Linked DNA regions of Homo sapiens: region 2 is linked to region 1. The links are chromatin contacts, found by Hi-C or POLR2A ChIA-PET in ENCODE. All regions are on one chromosome and are shown on one strand. The core of a region is the stretch at or near the end of the contact, and the rest is flanking DNA. Distances in the headings are between cores, read along the strand shown. Region 1 holds the start of KCNN3 (potassium calcium-activated channel subfamily N member 3). Region 2 holds the start of EFNA3 (ephrin A3).

Evidence for each region. Hi-C counts contacts between places; a loop is a spot of excess contacts on that map. ChIA-PET counts read pairs that join two places held with the same protein, here RNA polymerase II (POLR2A). Pooled maps may share reads with other maps.
Region 2: a loop to region 1 is called in a map of Caco-2, with 4 times the contacts of the local background. The contact joins the promoter of EFNA3 here to the promoter of KCNN3 in region 1. A Hi-C loop is called at or near these places in 1 of 168 maps with a recorded cell type or tissue (Caco-2), 2 of 37 single-sample maps with no recorded cell type and 7 of 50 pooled maps. POLR2A ChIA-PET finds 5 or more read pairs at or near these places in 1 of 52 experiments (activated T-cell).

The regions. Positions count from the first base shown.
Region 1 is chr1:154,866,877-154,874,517 of GRCh38, forward strand. KCNN3 (potassium calcium-activated channel subfamily N member 3) reads right to left here and starts at 3,405. Exons shown (of 8, transcript NM_002249.6): 1 at 2,156-3,405. The coding sequence starts at 3,088. RefSeq lists enhancers at 1,229-1,748, 3,156-4,112, 3,185-3,274.
Region 2 is chr1:155,073,895-155,081,535 of GRCh38, forward strand. It overlaps EFNA3 (ephrin A3), which reads left to right and starts at 4,943. Exons shown (of 5, transcript NM_004952.5): 1 at 4,943-5,175. The coding sequence starts at 5,048. All of the region lies in intron 1 of EFNA4-EFNA3 (EFNA4-EFNA3 readthrough), which reads left to right. RefSeq lists silencers at 4,862-5,021, 5,052-5,201, 7,078-7,147.

The DNA of each region.
Region 1 (7,641 bases), core at 2,155-4,654:
TGAGCTCCCCCTCAGGGGTGGCACCTGCCCCAGGCAGGGAAGAGGGCCTGATCCTGCAGAGTGGTGACTCTCCCGTCGCGTTAAGACAAATGTGCATAGATCCCACACTGGGATCTGTGCACAGCCACTGTCTCTGGGAATAGCCGTTTCCTTAAGAACTCTGACTACGGGTGTCACTGAAAGAGAAGGTGCTGGGATTGCCCCTTCCCCACACCCCCCTTGCATTTGGGCCTTCATCAGTTTTCCCCAGTGAGGGCCCCTGGTCTCCAAGGGAGGACTGGAGAGAGCCAGGGCTGTGACCAGGGCAGCTGCCAGTCCTAGCGAGGCTGCCAGCCCCATATCCTGGAGCGCCCAGCAGGAGAGGCGGTTCTGAGAAGGCAGCGAGCAGAAGGACCCGCAGACGCAGAGGCTCATTACAGGGAATGACTAAGTGAGCTGCGCTTCCAAGGGAAACCCCACTCGCTTCTGCTCGCTGAGACGCTCATCCTTGAGCTATTTTGACTAAGGCGGCTTCCAGGTGCTGCCCTCCGCTGGGGCAGCCCACTGAGAGAGCAGCCGGGTTGCTGGAGGACCCTCTGCCTGGAAGTCTTGGTCCTGGCTATTCAGGTCGTCTGACAGGTCTGCCCCACCCGTTTCCAGGGCGGGAAAGTCTGCCCATCACCGATTAAAGTGAGATGCTGGGAATGGGGGAAATCCGATCAGCACCTCCTAGGTTTTTGCGGCTGGATTTCAATAAGGAATGTGACAGTCTCGCAGCAGCTGTGCCCTGCCTGAAACAAGCTCTATTTGAAACCTCCAACAGCTGAACCCCTCCCAGCTACCCGATGGCCAGCCCGCCCAGCCACCCCCCCACCAAGCCACCCCCTGCCCCAAATGACAAATAAATAGAAAAACCCAAGCAACAAGCAGGCGCATGCATACGTACAAACATTACGCACATACACACACACACACCAACAAATTGGGGGTGGGGGTATCGTGGAGCCACTTGTCCACCGATTCCCAGGTCTCCAAGCCTTCCAGCCCACAGCAGGAGAGCTCCCCGGCAAGCAGAGCATCGGCAGAAACCCACCTTCCTCCATCTCCACTCCCTCTGGGAGGGAAACCCCCTCCTCCGTCTTGGGGCTGGACTGAGAGGCTGGAGCAGTGGGGCCAGCTCCCCGCTAAAGCCAGTGCCTGCTGTTCTCCATCCGGGCGCGCACTCACACACACACTCATCTTTATTTATCCCAAGGAGGAGTTGAGGTGGGAGGGGAGAACTGGGGCTGAGCTGGGGCGCGGGCTTGTGGGGACCGCCTGGGAAGCCCTGTCATCCCGTCCCAAGGAGAGGTGCTCCCCCAGCTGATTCCAAGGCGGCGCCCAGCTGCTCTGCCCAGGTAACACCTGTAGCCATTTTTATCAGGAGATGTTTACGAAGCAGCAGCAGGTTTATTCTGAGTCCTCTCTCCTGAGGGAAAGGACCACTGATTTCCTCCACCTATATTTTTACCCCATGCCCTCAGGAGACCCAGGTCATGGATGGTTTTCTATTTTGCCCGAGACTCTCTGAGAAGAGGAGGGAAACAGAAACTTGGGAAGAGATGGAGAAGACAGGGAGAGAAGGGACTTGGGCAATGGTACGGAATCCCCACCCCCCACCCAGACATTTATTTCTTTTTTATCCTCAGGAAAATGGAGTGGAGCAGGGAGGGGAGGAAAGAAGGGGAAGTCGCAGGAACTGGCAAACACATGAAGGCGGAGTGTAATTAATTGGTGCGTTAAGCTGCTGGGTTATGCTTTAGTACGAGTGAGCCAGGAGGAAAAGCGATTTCTCAGAAGGGATTATTGAATCCTCCCTAACAGAGAGTCTGCAAATTAGACACAGTGTGTGGGGATGTCCCCTACCCCCCAGAGGAAGCTAGGAATGAATTCTCCCGGGATCAAGAAGGAAAACCACGGGAAGTTAGAGTGTTGAATATAACTGAGCAAGCGCCTCTCACCACCACCACCACCTCTCTCTCCCAGTCTCCCTCCCAATCTCTCAATCTCTCTCTCTCTCTCTCTCTCTCTCTCTCTCTCTCAATCTCTCTCTCTCACAATCCCCCTCTCTCAATCCCTCTCTTGCTACCTACATATTCCTTTTGTTCAAGGTATAAAGAGAAACCACAGCCCCTACCTTTGAGTACAAACCCCAAGAGAGCTCGGTCTCTATCACCATAACAACAATTCCAAACATCCCAAAAATCAGAGCATAGTCACTCAGTCGCTTTCTCTTTTCAAACAGGGCCCTCCTGTGTCCCAGCTTATAGCCAATGTTTTGGTTTTTCCGCTTGTTGGCTTTGGGGAAGGTGGTGCTGCTGGCGGTGGTGCCGGCATGCTGGTGGTTGTGGGTGGCATTAGGGTGATGGAGCAGGGTCTGGTGGGCATGGTTGTCCTCCCGGGAGGAGATGACGATCTCCGGGGGGTTGCTAGGGCTGAAAAGCTGGAGGGGTTGGCCCTCAGTCTCGGCCTCGATGAGGTTCCTCCGGGAGGCGCTGAGGCGGCTGAGGGGCTTCATGACCCCACCGCTATACTTGCAGGAGCTCATGGCGATCTCCGTGAAGGGGTTGCTGTCCCGCCGGTGCACCAGGGGGCTGGCCTGTCGGTGCCGGCTGCCTCCGCCAGGCCCACTTGTAGCTGTGGAACTTGGAGAGTGGCCAAGCAAGTGGTCATTGAGATTGAGCTGGCTGCCTTGCCTGGAGGAAGGGTGGAGGATGGCGGTGGAGTTGGACGAAGGGGGGGCCCTGAAAGCGGTGGGAGAGGAGTGCAGCAGGCCAGGGTGGACGGGCTGGCTCTGGAGTTGGGCGAGCTGAGACAGGGGATGCGGTGGCTGCTGCTGCTGCTGCTGCTGCTGCTGCTGCTGCTGCTGCTGAAGCTGCGGAGGCTGAGGCTGCAGCGAGGGTCCCAGGGGCTGCTGGGGGGCTGCTGGTGGCGCTGGCGGTGGTGGCTGCTGCTGCTGTTGCTGCTGCTGCTGCTGCTGCTGCTCATCCCCAGAGGATGGACAGGGGCACTTGGGGTCTTCATCCAAGTCCCCCACCCCCGAGTCATGGAAGTGCCCAGAAGTGTCCATCTTGGGGCCTGGCTGTATTCCCTGCAGCACAAGCCCCCACCCCAAAGCCACCCTCGCTCCAAAGATGTCCTCAAAGAAAGCCAGGCATCCAATCTCCCCCACCAGTATCTTGGCTCCAGTCCTCTCTTTGGCTTGCTTCGGTTCTCTGGGGCTGCCTGGAGTCCAGACGCTGCCACTCAAGAATGCATTGTATTGGGCAGGGAGGGAGAGCAGGAGGGGAGCTTGGAGAAAGAAGAGGGGGTGAAAGAACTCTCTCAGGAGGTGGTCCTCTAGGAGCGTGTGAGGCCAGGCTCAGCTTCACTCCTCGCTGGCTCAATAGCTTCGCTCGCCTCCTCCTGCCACTGTTACATTGTAAGCCAAGCCCACTTATTAGCAGCTGGTCTCATTGGCTTGGCTTAACTCTCCAACCTCCTCCTAGCTCCGCCCCCCGCATAGGCTCCTCCCCAGAGGAGGGGCCTGGCGTCCTGGGCTCCGGCCCCAGTGGCGGCGCAGCGAGGACTGGGAACTGTAGTTTTTGCTCCCCCACCCCGGAGCTGAGCCGCTGTCCTCTTTCCTCTGACAGGTATGGCCACAACCCTTAAGCCCACGGCGATAAGGGATGTTCGCTCACGCTGGGCGATGGGGAGGAGGGACAGAGGGCCTCCGAAGGAGGGGAGGTGTGCACCCTGATGAGGGGGCAGACGGAGGGGAAGGCAAACATTTATTAACCACCAGGGTTTACGATAGGTTGTTTCACATATATTATCCGGATACAGTCTCCAAACACCCAAGGAGGTGGGCAGTATGGTCTCATTTACAAAGCCTGATGCTTAGAGGTGTTGAGTAACAACGTCAAGGTCACAGAAGCAGGGGGGATCCACACCTTCTAACACCCGGTGGATAAACTCACCTACCATTGACTGAGTGCCTACGCCTCGTGTTCAGGGTCCTCTCTGTTATTTCCAACCCTCACATCAACCCCACAAAAATGATGTCATCACTCTCCTTTTACAGATGAAAATTGGAAGAAGAAGAAGAAGAAGGAGAAGGAGAAGAAGGAGAGAAAGGAAAGTGGAAAAAACACTCAAACGCTCAAACATAGATATGTAACTTGTCAGATGTCATCCCGCTTGTAATTAAAGATGCTGGGATTTGAACTTAGTCAGTCTGACCCCACAGATCAGATACTTTCTCCCAGGATGCATTTCCACTATGATATTCAGTACAAAGTGGTTGTTCAATAAATATTGTTCAAATGTTAGTTGGGGAAAACAAAAGAGAAGCTGCTGAGGAAGAACTGGCCTCTCCAAAGCAGGGTGTGTGAAGTGGACCATGGCTCCAGCCCCTTCCCTAACAGCTGGGTGTGTAGTCACAGGGGGATCTGGCAGGAAGACTGAAGATTCCCCCATGGTCATTCCCTGCCTGATTTGCCCCATGGGGCTCTGAGAGTCAGAACTAGGAACAGCTGCTGGCTTCCCAGGTTCAGAACCATCATCATCAAGTATTTATTAAGCCCCCACTGTGTGCAGAGGGGGTTCCAAAGGATGGGACCAGAGCTGAATTCATTTTCATTTCTAACCACAGCAGCCTTAGGAATCAGAAAGGAAGTCACCATGAGGGAATTCCCCAGAACACCTGGGGTTTTAAAAGGCAGGCCTCTTCCTCTCTGGCTCTTGATTCCCCATCACCCTTTGGCCTCTGTCCAGCTCCCTCCCTCGATGGGAAGAGGAAAGGGTAGGAGATCCATGCACACATACACAGACACACATCCAGAAAACATGTAAGCAGGTGGACATATGTGCACATGTGTACATGGTTGTGTGCACACACTAGCCCATGCATGCACACATGCACACATATACACATAGGAAGCTCCTAAAACAGCATTCCTGACTGGTAAGCAGCAAGTGTCCAGATCAGGGAGGGACAGAGCCCCCCCAAAATGAGCCCAGAGTCCCCTCTGTATATCAGTTCTCACCTCTCCAATCCCCCATTAACCCTGATGATTGAGAGCTAAATATTACTTGTAATACAAGCCACGACCCCAGATACGTGACAATTACTCTTGCACAATAATCTTGATTCTGGCCAGGCATGGTGGCTCATGCCTATAATCCCAGCACTTTGGGAGCCCAAGGCAGGAGGGTTGATTGAAGTCAGGAGTTCGAGACCAGCCTGGACAACATAGCAAGACCCAGACTCTACAAAATTTTTTAAATTAGCTGGACATGGTGGCGAGTGCCTGTAGTCCAGCTACCCAGGAGGCTGAGGGAGGAGGACTGCTTGAGCCCAAGAGTTTGAGGCTGCAGTGAGCTGTGATAGCGCCACTGCACTTCAACCTGGGCGACAGAGTGTTACCCTGTCTCTAAATATATATATATATAAAATAATAATCTTGATATCAATGACATAATCATTTCCCCTACCCCTGCCAACACACACACACACACACACACACACACACACACACACACACACACACACACTAGAAGTCACAGTACCAGGCCTCAGATGCAAGCCTGGGGTCTCATGTGTTTTCCCATGACCAAGCCCTCTAGAACCCACCCCCAACCCCTTCAGCATCCTCTGCCTTCCCTGCCCTTCCCTTCTGTATTCTTGATTTCCCTCCCTCTCCTCCATCCGCAGACAGAGCCACCTGCTTGGTTCAAGGCTCCAGATCGCATACTTAGGTTTAATGATCCTCTAATAAATTATCATGAATATGTTGTTAGTAGCAAAAATGTGCTGTTCGTGTTGGTTTTTTAGTGTTGGATACAGTTTTCTGGGCTGTGAAAAATCAATTTTGGAGAACAGGCTCCAGGCCTGGGTATTCCTATGCTCACTCTACCCCCATGAGCTGCCTTCTGCCTCAGCTAACCTTTCTGGCCAGCCTCTTGCCTCCAGTTCTTCTGGCTGTGCCAATGGGATCCAAATGGGGCCTATCAGAGCACGTCCTGCCATCATGGATAAGGATGAAAGATAGCTTGGGTAGAGCCCTAACTATGCCAGCACCAAAGATCAGTGGTTATCTGGAAATGGGCTGGAACTTGACAGCTGATGCCACGGAGCCAGCTCATGCCCCTTGTTACAGCTATCCTGTCATGAACAGGAGGAGGAGGACAATGTCATGTTTAGAGCTTGGGCTCAAGTGTCAGACTGCCCAGGCTGGAACCGTTCTCTGCTGCAGGGATGGCTGTGTGACCACAGGCAAGATGACCTTCTGATCATCCATACACATCTCTTCCTAACTCCACAGTGATGTCACATTAGCAGCTTGAAATCAGCCATGATCAGAGTATTTACACCACAGAAATCGGCTAACACTGTAAATTAGAGCTTATGTTTTCCTGGAAGCCGCTTGCTAAATCTTTCCTGGCTGTTCAACATTTATCAGCATATTACTGCCTCCTATATCATTACATACAGGCTGTGCGCTCCACCCTCTGCCTTCCTTCTCACCAGCACAAGCTTTGCCACTCGCCCACTTTGTGACCAGTTGCTTATGTTCTCAGGCCTTCAATTTCCTTAGTCCAATGAGAGCACCGGCCAAGTACTTTGTAACTGTCAAGCACCGACAGGTTAGTGAATCAGCTGGGAGCTCTCAACCACAGGGCCTGATCATGTCAGGTTTTCCACGTTGCCCTCCAGATGCACCGCACTCAGGCGTCTTCCCGCTGTTGCTGCCTGTCCAAAGCCCCACTGTTGAAAAGCCCCCAATGCTTCCCTTGGCCCCCAGCCACAACCATGTCTTCACAGCAGCCTGTGAGTTGAGGCCATCACCCATTTTATAGATGAAAAAACTGAGGCATTAAAAAGATTTTAAAACTTGCCCAGAGTTACTAATTAGTAACTAGCCATAAAGCTGGAATCAAACCCAGGCCTGTCCAACCTTTTGACAAACCCTCGCCATATGTCCTGAAACCCAAATTTAAAGGATTCATTCTTACTGGTGTTTATTAAACATTACCATGTGACTCACACACCCAACCCTCAGGAACTTAAAGTCTCACTGTAGAGACAAGTTATACTTACATGGGGTGACAAAAAACAGCAATGCAGATCCCAAAGTGTGGGCGAGACAGTAGAGTTCATTGAAGGCAGAGGGTTGTCAAGGGTGGCTTCCTGGAGGTGGTGGGACTTAAGCCACACCTTAAGGAATGGGGAGCAACTCCTTATGCTGCCCTAAGATGACAGGCTGACAAATTAGGCCTCTTTAGTCTGCAAACGGGGGTGTGGAGGAGCTTCTTACCTCAGAGAGACAGGAAGAGCAGACAAGGAAAGTAGGGGTGGCCTTTGGCCATACTGGCTCCACATCAAGTGTACTGGCACTCGGTTTCTGCCCTCCTTTCCAGGCTCATTCCTCACCACCTTCCTCCTTAAGCCCCAGCATCACCGACCTATTGTAGCTCTCCCGTAAGTCATGCTATTTCACATCTCCATGCCCTCTGCCTGGCATGCCCTTCCCCCAGATTTCCATCTAACACATTTCTCTTTGCCTTTCAAGACATGGCTCAAAGGTCTTCTTTCTGAGAAGCTTCCCCTGAACTCCCCAAACCCAAATCAGGAGCTCCTTC
Region 2 (7,641 bases), core at 3,693-6,192, 210 kb after region 1:
CCCACTCTGGGGTGCCACTCTTCTGGTTTTTGCCCAGACACAATCATTTTTGTCAAGGAAGCCTTCAACCACTAGGCAGAGGGTGGGGGCCAGAACTCTGGCAGGGAAGACTTGTTGGGGGTGGTGGTTATGATGCTACTCAGAGACCTCTGCTCCAATCTCTCTGCCTCCTTGCAGCCACTTCCTTCCTTCCTTTCTTTTTTAAGAGACAGGGTTTCACTCTGTTGCTCAGGCTGAAGGGCAATGGTGTGATCATTGCTCATGGCAGCCTCAAACTTTTGGACTCAAGTCATCCTCCTGCCTCAGCCTCCCAAAGTGCTAGGATTGATTACAAGTGTGAGCCACTGCATGGGCATTGCAGCCACTTTCTTTTATTTATTTATTTATTTATTTTTGAGACAGAGTCTCGCTCTGTTGCTCAGGCTGGAGTGCAGTGGCACGATCTCGGCTCACTGCAAGCTTCGCCTCCCGGGTTCACGCCATTCTCCTGCCTCAGCCTCCCGAGTAGCTGGGACTACAGGCACCCGCCACCATGCCTGGCTAATTTTTTGTATTTTTAGTAGAGACGAGGTTTCACCATGTTAGCCAGGATGGTCTCGATCTCCTGACCTCGTGATCCTCCCGCCTCAGCCTCCCAAAGTGCTGGGATTACAGGTGTGAGCCACCCGGCCATTGCAGTCACTTTCTAGAGAGCTAAACTTTGGTGAAAGTCTGGATTTAGGAAGACTTTTAAGGCTTAAGGAGAGTCTCTGGGGTCTGAGGAGAAGGTCAAGGTCCCTTCTTCCACACTGTCAAGAATAGAGACTTCCTTTTTTGACTGTAACCTCCTCTTCTCATTCCATCTAATCTTTTCCTACCCCTTGCATACTTTCTAAGCCCTAGGTCACATCTCTCCCTATGTTAGCTGTTAGGAAAGCTTGGAAATGAGGGAGAACAAATGGAAAAGAGTCTGGGCTGGTCTAGGTGGGCAGACCTCAGTAGATAACCTCTTAATTATAAGAAACCCTCCATTAATCCAGTGCCTCTGGGATCCTAAACACTGTGTTAAGTGCTTCCCAGGTATTATGGATCTTAATCCTCTTAACTACCAGCTCCCTGAGGTGGGGCATTATTATCCCCATTTTACAGATGAGGAAGCAGTCTCAGAGAAGTTGAGTGACTAGCATAGTTAGCGAGTGGCAGAACTGGAATTCGAATCCAAGCCCAGGCTGTTCACTGCTAAGCCAATACTGCTGCCTCTCAGCTTTTCTTGAAATACATTCAGAGGACTCACACACACCTCTAGTGTAACACCCCAGAGCTCCAGGCTTCTTGGCTTGCTGGACTCATTAGAGGGATCAGGACATGACCAGAATCAGAGGTGATTACACCCCAATGCCACCCACCAAGCCCTGCATCCTAATTTCCTGTGAACTGGACCACATACCAGTGCTTATGTTCCCTGCTGTCAGGCTTGTATGTAGTTCCATGTCAACTCACAGACGTTAGAGCATCCTCAGAGCCATGCCGACACACACACACTTGCTGGGACCCAGGTTTCCTGGTTAGGACGGCACCAACAGCCTGCCTGGGCTGGGGCCACACACACGGGCCCTGTGCAAGGTGCAGAACCTGTGAATATTTCATGCCTGGAGCTGGCAGCTGCCTCTCTTGCTCACACGTGTGCCTGATCTTCCCTCTCACAGGCTCCTTGTTTATTTGTTTAATGAATTATTTATCCATGGCCCCGCTTCCCTCCTGACCTCCCCCTTCCCCAGGCCCTAGCCTCCATGATTTATTGAACACAGCTCAGCTCTGTGGTTGCCACCTACTGTCCCAGACGCTGCCTTCGGCCACACAGCCTGAGAGCTCCCTCTGTCCCACACCTGCTCAGCTCCCTGCTTCCTTGGCCCCTGAGGGATGGAGGAGAGTGAGGCACCATGTCAGAGTCCTCCCAGGAGCTGAGCTCAGTGTCCCGGGAGAGATCTTGGCAGCCAGCAGTGTGCTAGCAAGCCCAAGAGTCAGAGCCTGCAGGTAAGGAGGAGGAGGCCTGAAGCCCTGAAAACAGGACCAGCCCCATGGAGGGAGCTCCAACCTCCACAGAGGCCCTCATCCAACAGAGAGGTCGTTCAGGGCCCAGGCCTTAGACACCAGTTTTTCACACTATAGGTTGTGATCTATAGTGGGGATGGTAAAGTCAAGAAGTCAATTTTATGGGCTTCAACCAGCTTTTTATTTTATTGTTTTTAATTTTAAAACTAGAACAGAGGAAAATATCATCGTGCATCCTCTGTAGTAAGGGTAAGTATTGTTTCATGAAACTTATTATTTCAGTTAAATGTGTGTGTGTATGAGTGTGTGTGTATGAGTGTGTGTGTGTGTGTGTGTGTGTGACTGAACTGCAGTGCAAAATATAATCCTACTGTGGTGGATCACAGTCAGAAACAATTTGAGTTACATTTATACCCAAACGTCTAGACCCCATCAATAAGGCCTGGGTCCTTCCATGACTCACATGCCACAGAGAGAAGCCCAGGCCTTTAGATTAGGCCCTGGGCATGTGGACAGTGGCTCAGATCTTATACACAGGGACTCAGTCCCTAGAGAAGCCCAGACCTTATGAATAGAGGCCTATAGACAGACATAGGCATTATAGCTAGAAGCACATATCCTGTAGACAGAATTGCCATATATGGTCATATAGTTTGTGCATGGCACAAAGGAGCCACCCAAGGGGAAGGGGACATCGGCCCAAGCTCCCTCACTAAGACAGGGAGCCACTAGAGCCACCTCTCACTGAAGGAGGCAGCACCTTTGTTTTTGCACAAAGGCACCACTTGCCAAGAGATGCACCCTAGGGACTGAGCCTGCAAAGAAGGGTCCTTTTTCTAATTCACACAAAGGCCCAAATCAGCTAGCAGCCCTATGGATAGAGGCCCAGGTAGACAAAGCACTAGATCCCACGGACACAGGCCTAGCTAGGCCCTATAAAGAGTATCTCAACTTCAAAACCAGAGGCTTCGACTCCATAGAGAGAGCTGCTTAAATCCTGTAGAGAGGGCTCCGGATTCTAAGAGAAGGGCTCAGTTATTATTGGAGGGTGGGTGTGGGGGTGCCAGATTCTAAAGAGTACCCAGGCCCTATAGAAAAAGGCCCAAATTCTTAAGCAGAACCTAGATTCGATAAACAGGGATATATCTTTTCTAAAATGGAATTTAAAGTCCTAGACCAAACCAGCAAGTTCCTGTTCACTATCAATATGAGCAGCGTCTCTGCCAACTGTGGGCCCCTACAGAGAGAAGCTGCCCTTGTGGAGCAGGGAATATGATTTGAGTGGAGGGGGCTGGGATTTGTGGCACCTGGAGTAAGCAGGTTAGCATCATTTGGGTGAAACAAATCTCTCTGGGGATGAGGAGCCTGCAGGGAGGGAGAGCTGTTTGCAGAGTCCCCCACTCCCATCCCAAGGGGCCTAATTTATTTGCTGGCTCCTGAGAAGGAAGAAGAGATCTCCTGGGGTGGAGAGGAGCCCAGAGAAAACAGAGACTACTCTCACCTGGCAGCAGTCAGACACTGAACCTATTCTGGATAGCACCGCCCCTGCCCCCAGCCTAGCACCTGAGGCTGACTTGTGGTCAAGACTCTGTCCTGCCACAGATAAGCAGATAGGGAGGTGCCTGCATGTTCCCTCTCCTGAAGGATAGAAGCAAAGTAGCAGCATGCCTGTCTCCCTGGACACAGGTGGTTGGCTTGCGTTCTGAGAACCCAGTCAGGCCTGGTTCCGCCTGGTCTGGGCCTCTCCAAAAGAGAAGAGATAAGGGACAGATAGCCCTAGGTCTGGTTTCTGAACCCTTTTCCTGAACTTCTACTTCCTAGAAAGAGAGAAGAGGAGAGCAAGGAACTGTGTGTGTCAGGATGCATGTGGGTTTGTGTGTGTGTTGTGTGTGGATGGATATAGGTGTGTGCTTGGGTGTCTCTGTGCCTGATCTCTAGCAGTCTGATAGTACCCTTTCCTATGTGTGTCTGGAAGGTGTACCTGTGTGTCCATATGTCTGTGTCAGGCACCTGTGTCTCTATGTTCTCTGCCTTTGGGTGACTGTGCCTTTTTTCCTGAATGTGTGTGTGTGATGTGTGTGCTTGGGTGTCACTGTGAGGACAATGACTGTGGTGAGAGCTGGAACACAAGGTGCTCTGCCCTCTGACTCAGGATCAGCGTCTCTGAGAGTAGGAGTGAGAATCCCTGGGGACAACCCTGGCTGCCCCGGGAGGGGCCCTGCCTAAGTGCCAGTGAGGAATCCTTTGTAGGTGTCCAGGGAACCCTGCTTTGCCCCAGCTGACTCTCTCCTTGACCCCCTCCTGCGCCTTGGGTTCTGGACCACTGAAGACTCTTACAGCTCCCAGTATTGACATTCTCAGGGGCTGAGCTCTTTTACTCTGCCTCCAAGATAAACAAGCCTCATGCTCAGCTGGGGGCTTCAGGTCACCAGCTGTCAAAGCCTTGGTGCCAGCTGAGGACTTCTCCACCACCCTTCTGTGCCCACCTGAGTCCTCATGCACACGGGAAAAGGGGGCATGGACGCAGCAGAGGGCCACAGTTTTCAGAAGGGAAGGGGTCCAGCCCTACTTACTAAGAGGTCCTGGATCCCCAACTTCTTCTCAAGTCTTCTCCTTCCCCTCATTCCCAGAGATGATTGGGCTTCCCTGAGATCGAGATCCTTATCTTGGGTTCCCAAATCCTTCTGGGAAATTCAGCCTGGGGAGCAAAAGACCCAGGACCAGTTGTAGCAAACTGAACTCAAGAAGGAGAGACGAGGCACGCGCTGGTCTTTCCCGAGGGGGCAGTACGGTCCCCACCTCCCACGCGTCGCGCGCTCCCGACCGGAGCGGGACGGGGCCTGTCGGGGGCGCGCCAGGGGCGGGGCTTCGGGGGCGCGCCCAGGAGGGCGGAGGGAAGGGCTGGGGGCGTGGCCTAAGGCTGGGGGCCGACGGCGGCGGCAGCAGGGAGCTGGGAAGCGGAGAAGCCGGGAGCGCGGGGCTCAGTCGGGGGGCGGCGGCGGCGGCGGCTCCGGGGATGGCGGCGGCTCCGCTGCTGCTGCTGCTGCTGCTCGTGCCCGTGCCGCTGCTGCCGCTGCTGGCCCAAGGGCCCGGAGGGGCGCTGGGAAACCGGCATGCGGTGTACTGGAACAGCTCCAACCAGCAGTGAGTCGGGGACCCTGGGAGTCCGCGCGTCCCGTCTCAGTGAGAGGGGGAGCCGGTGGGCCCGAGAAGTCCTGGGGGATCCCGGGGTGGGAGTCCTGGGAGACCAGAGCTGGGGGCTGGGAGGGGACGGAGAGGGGGACGCACTCTGTGGGCGTCTAGGAAACTCGGGGGTGTCTGAAGAGGCTGTTGGGCTATAGTAAGGAGCGCTCGGGCCGTGTGGAGGAGGCTGCTGGAGGGGCCCCCCACCCCATCTTGGCTTCTCTCCGCACCCGCCGCTGGAATAGCATGCCCCTGTCCCATAGTCCCACCAGTTGGGCTGGGGTTTGGGGGTAGCGCTGTGCTGGGGATAGGCCGCTGCATTTTGGGGCCCAGGGATGACCTGTTTTTGGCCATGAGGGCTTCCAGGGGTTCTGTCTAGGACTCCTGCTTTTAAAAGTGGGGTCCAGAGCTGAGGCAGGGAGTCCGACCGAGCACCTCCCTAGAAGGAAGGCGAATGGGTTGTCTTGGTTGTGTGGATAAGCCCGGCTAGGGTGAGCTAGGGCTGGGTCGCTGAGTTGGGGGGCCCTGGGAATGCTGCTTGGTTAGGATGGGAACGTGGGGTACCGGCGAGACGGAAGGCGGCAGAGAGATGTCGGTGTGTCACACACGCACACACACGCCCGGGCTGGGGACGGCGAATGGCTCCAAGTGTGAGCGGGCGTGCGCGGCTGTCAGTGTGCGTGTGTGTCTGAGTGTGTGATTTGTGTGTCTGCGTCGGCGATCGTCTGGGGGTGGGAGCGGGCTGCGGGTCGGGGAAGGGGCTGCGGTCGCTGTCCGCGCGGCCAGCTGCGTCTGGGCTGGGGTGGCTGTTGGCGCCGCCGCGGTCTGGGCGGGTGTCAGGGCGGCCGTGTGGTTTCCCGGGGTGTGTGGCGCGGTGGCCGGGTGCTGGCTGCGGGGCCGGGTCCTCATTCTGCTCAGTCCTTGCTGCCCTTGTCTTCTCCTCCCCGCCAAGCCGCCGTGTGTATCTCCCTGGCCACATCAGTGTGTGTCTGTGTGTTAGTAGGGGGAGATCCCTGGGGACGCGGGGGTCACTGTCACACCTGCCCGGGCGGTGGCGGCAGCACTGCCTCTGGCTGCCCACCCCAGGGACCGACCGACCAGGGAGCAAATGGCCAGACCCCAGGGGAGGGGACCGGGAGGGCCGGGCGGCCGCGACCCCCAACCTCTCGGAGGAGGGGCTGCCGCTCGCCGCTCCGCTCTTTGTTGTTTGGGGCTCCGCGCCTCCCCCTCTCTCCCTCCTCGCGCCCGGAGTGTCAGACTGGGGGTGGGGATGAGCCAACGACGCCCCCCTCTCGCTTCCCATGGAAACCTCGGGGGTGGGGACGTGGCCCCTCCCCCCCGGAGCGGGACTCCAAGAACTCCGGGGGGCGCTGGGGGCTGACTTTCCAGCTCTATCTAGCTCAGCCCCCTCCCCCAGACTCACACGTCCGCCCCCCACCCCGCTAGAGTCTGGCGGGGAACGGAGAGCTCGCAGGTGAGGGGCCCCGGGTTCCCCGCCACCCTTGGAGCACCTCAGCGTTCTTAGGGGAAGCCAGAGCCGGGGAGGATGCGGGAATAGGTTTGGTGGGGGGAGGTGTTGATCAGGTTCCCCTCCCCCGCATACACCTGGGCGCAGGTGAAAGCTCAGGGAGCGGGTGGGGGAGCCCGGGTTCCGGGAGCCTCCTTTCTGTCCTCTCTACTCCGTGCGGGCCTGGGCCGGCAGAGGTAGGAGGGGGCGCACACCGGGCCAGGAGGCTGCCGCCGCCCCCGCCTCGCTTCCCGGGCCTTTGTTGCCGCTGCGCCCGGGCTCCCCGGCTCCCTCACTGCGGCAGCCGCGGCCCCATAAATCGTGAGAGCGACGTGCTCCGGAGCCGAGAATGGAGAGGGCCGGGGAGCTGGGGGCGGGGCCGACCGAGCCACAGGCTCCCGCGCCCCCTCCCCCTAGTCACGTGAGCTGGGCTCCTGGCTCCCACCTCCCGTCACGTGCGGAGGGTCTCTGCCCCTTGGGGTCACGTGGGGAGGGTCTTGCGACCCCGCCTCCTGGGGGGGTCACGTGCGTCGGCCTCCTTTGACAGACCTGGGGACTGTGCCTTGCACACCGGCCGCGACCTAGCCCTCTGCCCCCCACTCAGTACTTCCATTTAGTCCCGTGGAACAGGAGAGACCTGTTCCCAATCTGGCCCAGAAACTAGGGATGGGGGGACTGTATTGGAGCGATGCATTAGAGTATGAGGTCGAGGAGTCCCCTAAGCCGGGAATCGAACTTGGTGAGGGGGGTTGGGACGGCCGATGGCCAAATATATGCCCCCTGGCCTGTGTTTCATTTCTTTGCAGAACTGAGCAAGGATGTTGGTATTTGCTCCGTTCTCAAGGAGCTTCGGGAACATCTTTCTATATAGCTGTCTCTCGACCTATCTCTGAAATGCTTCTGTTGCTGATCTCTCTTTC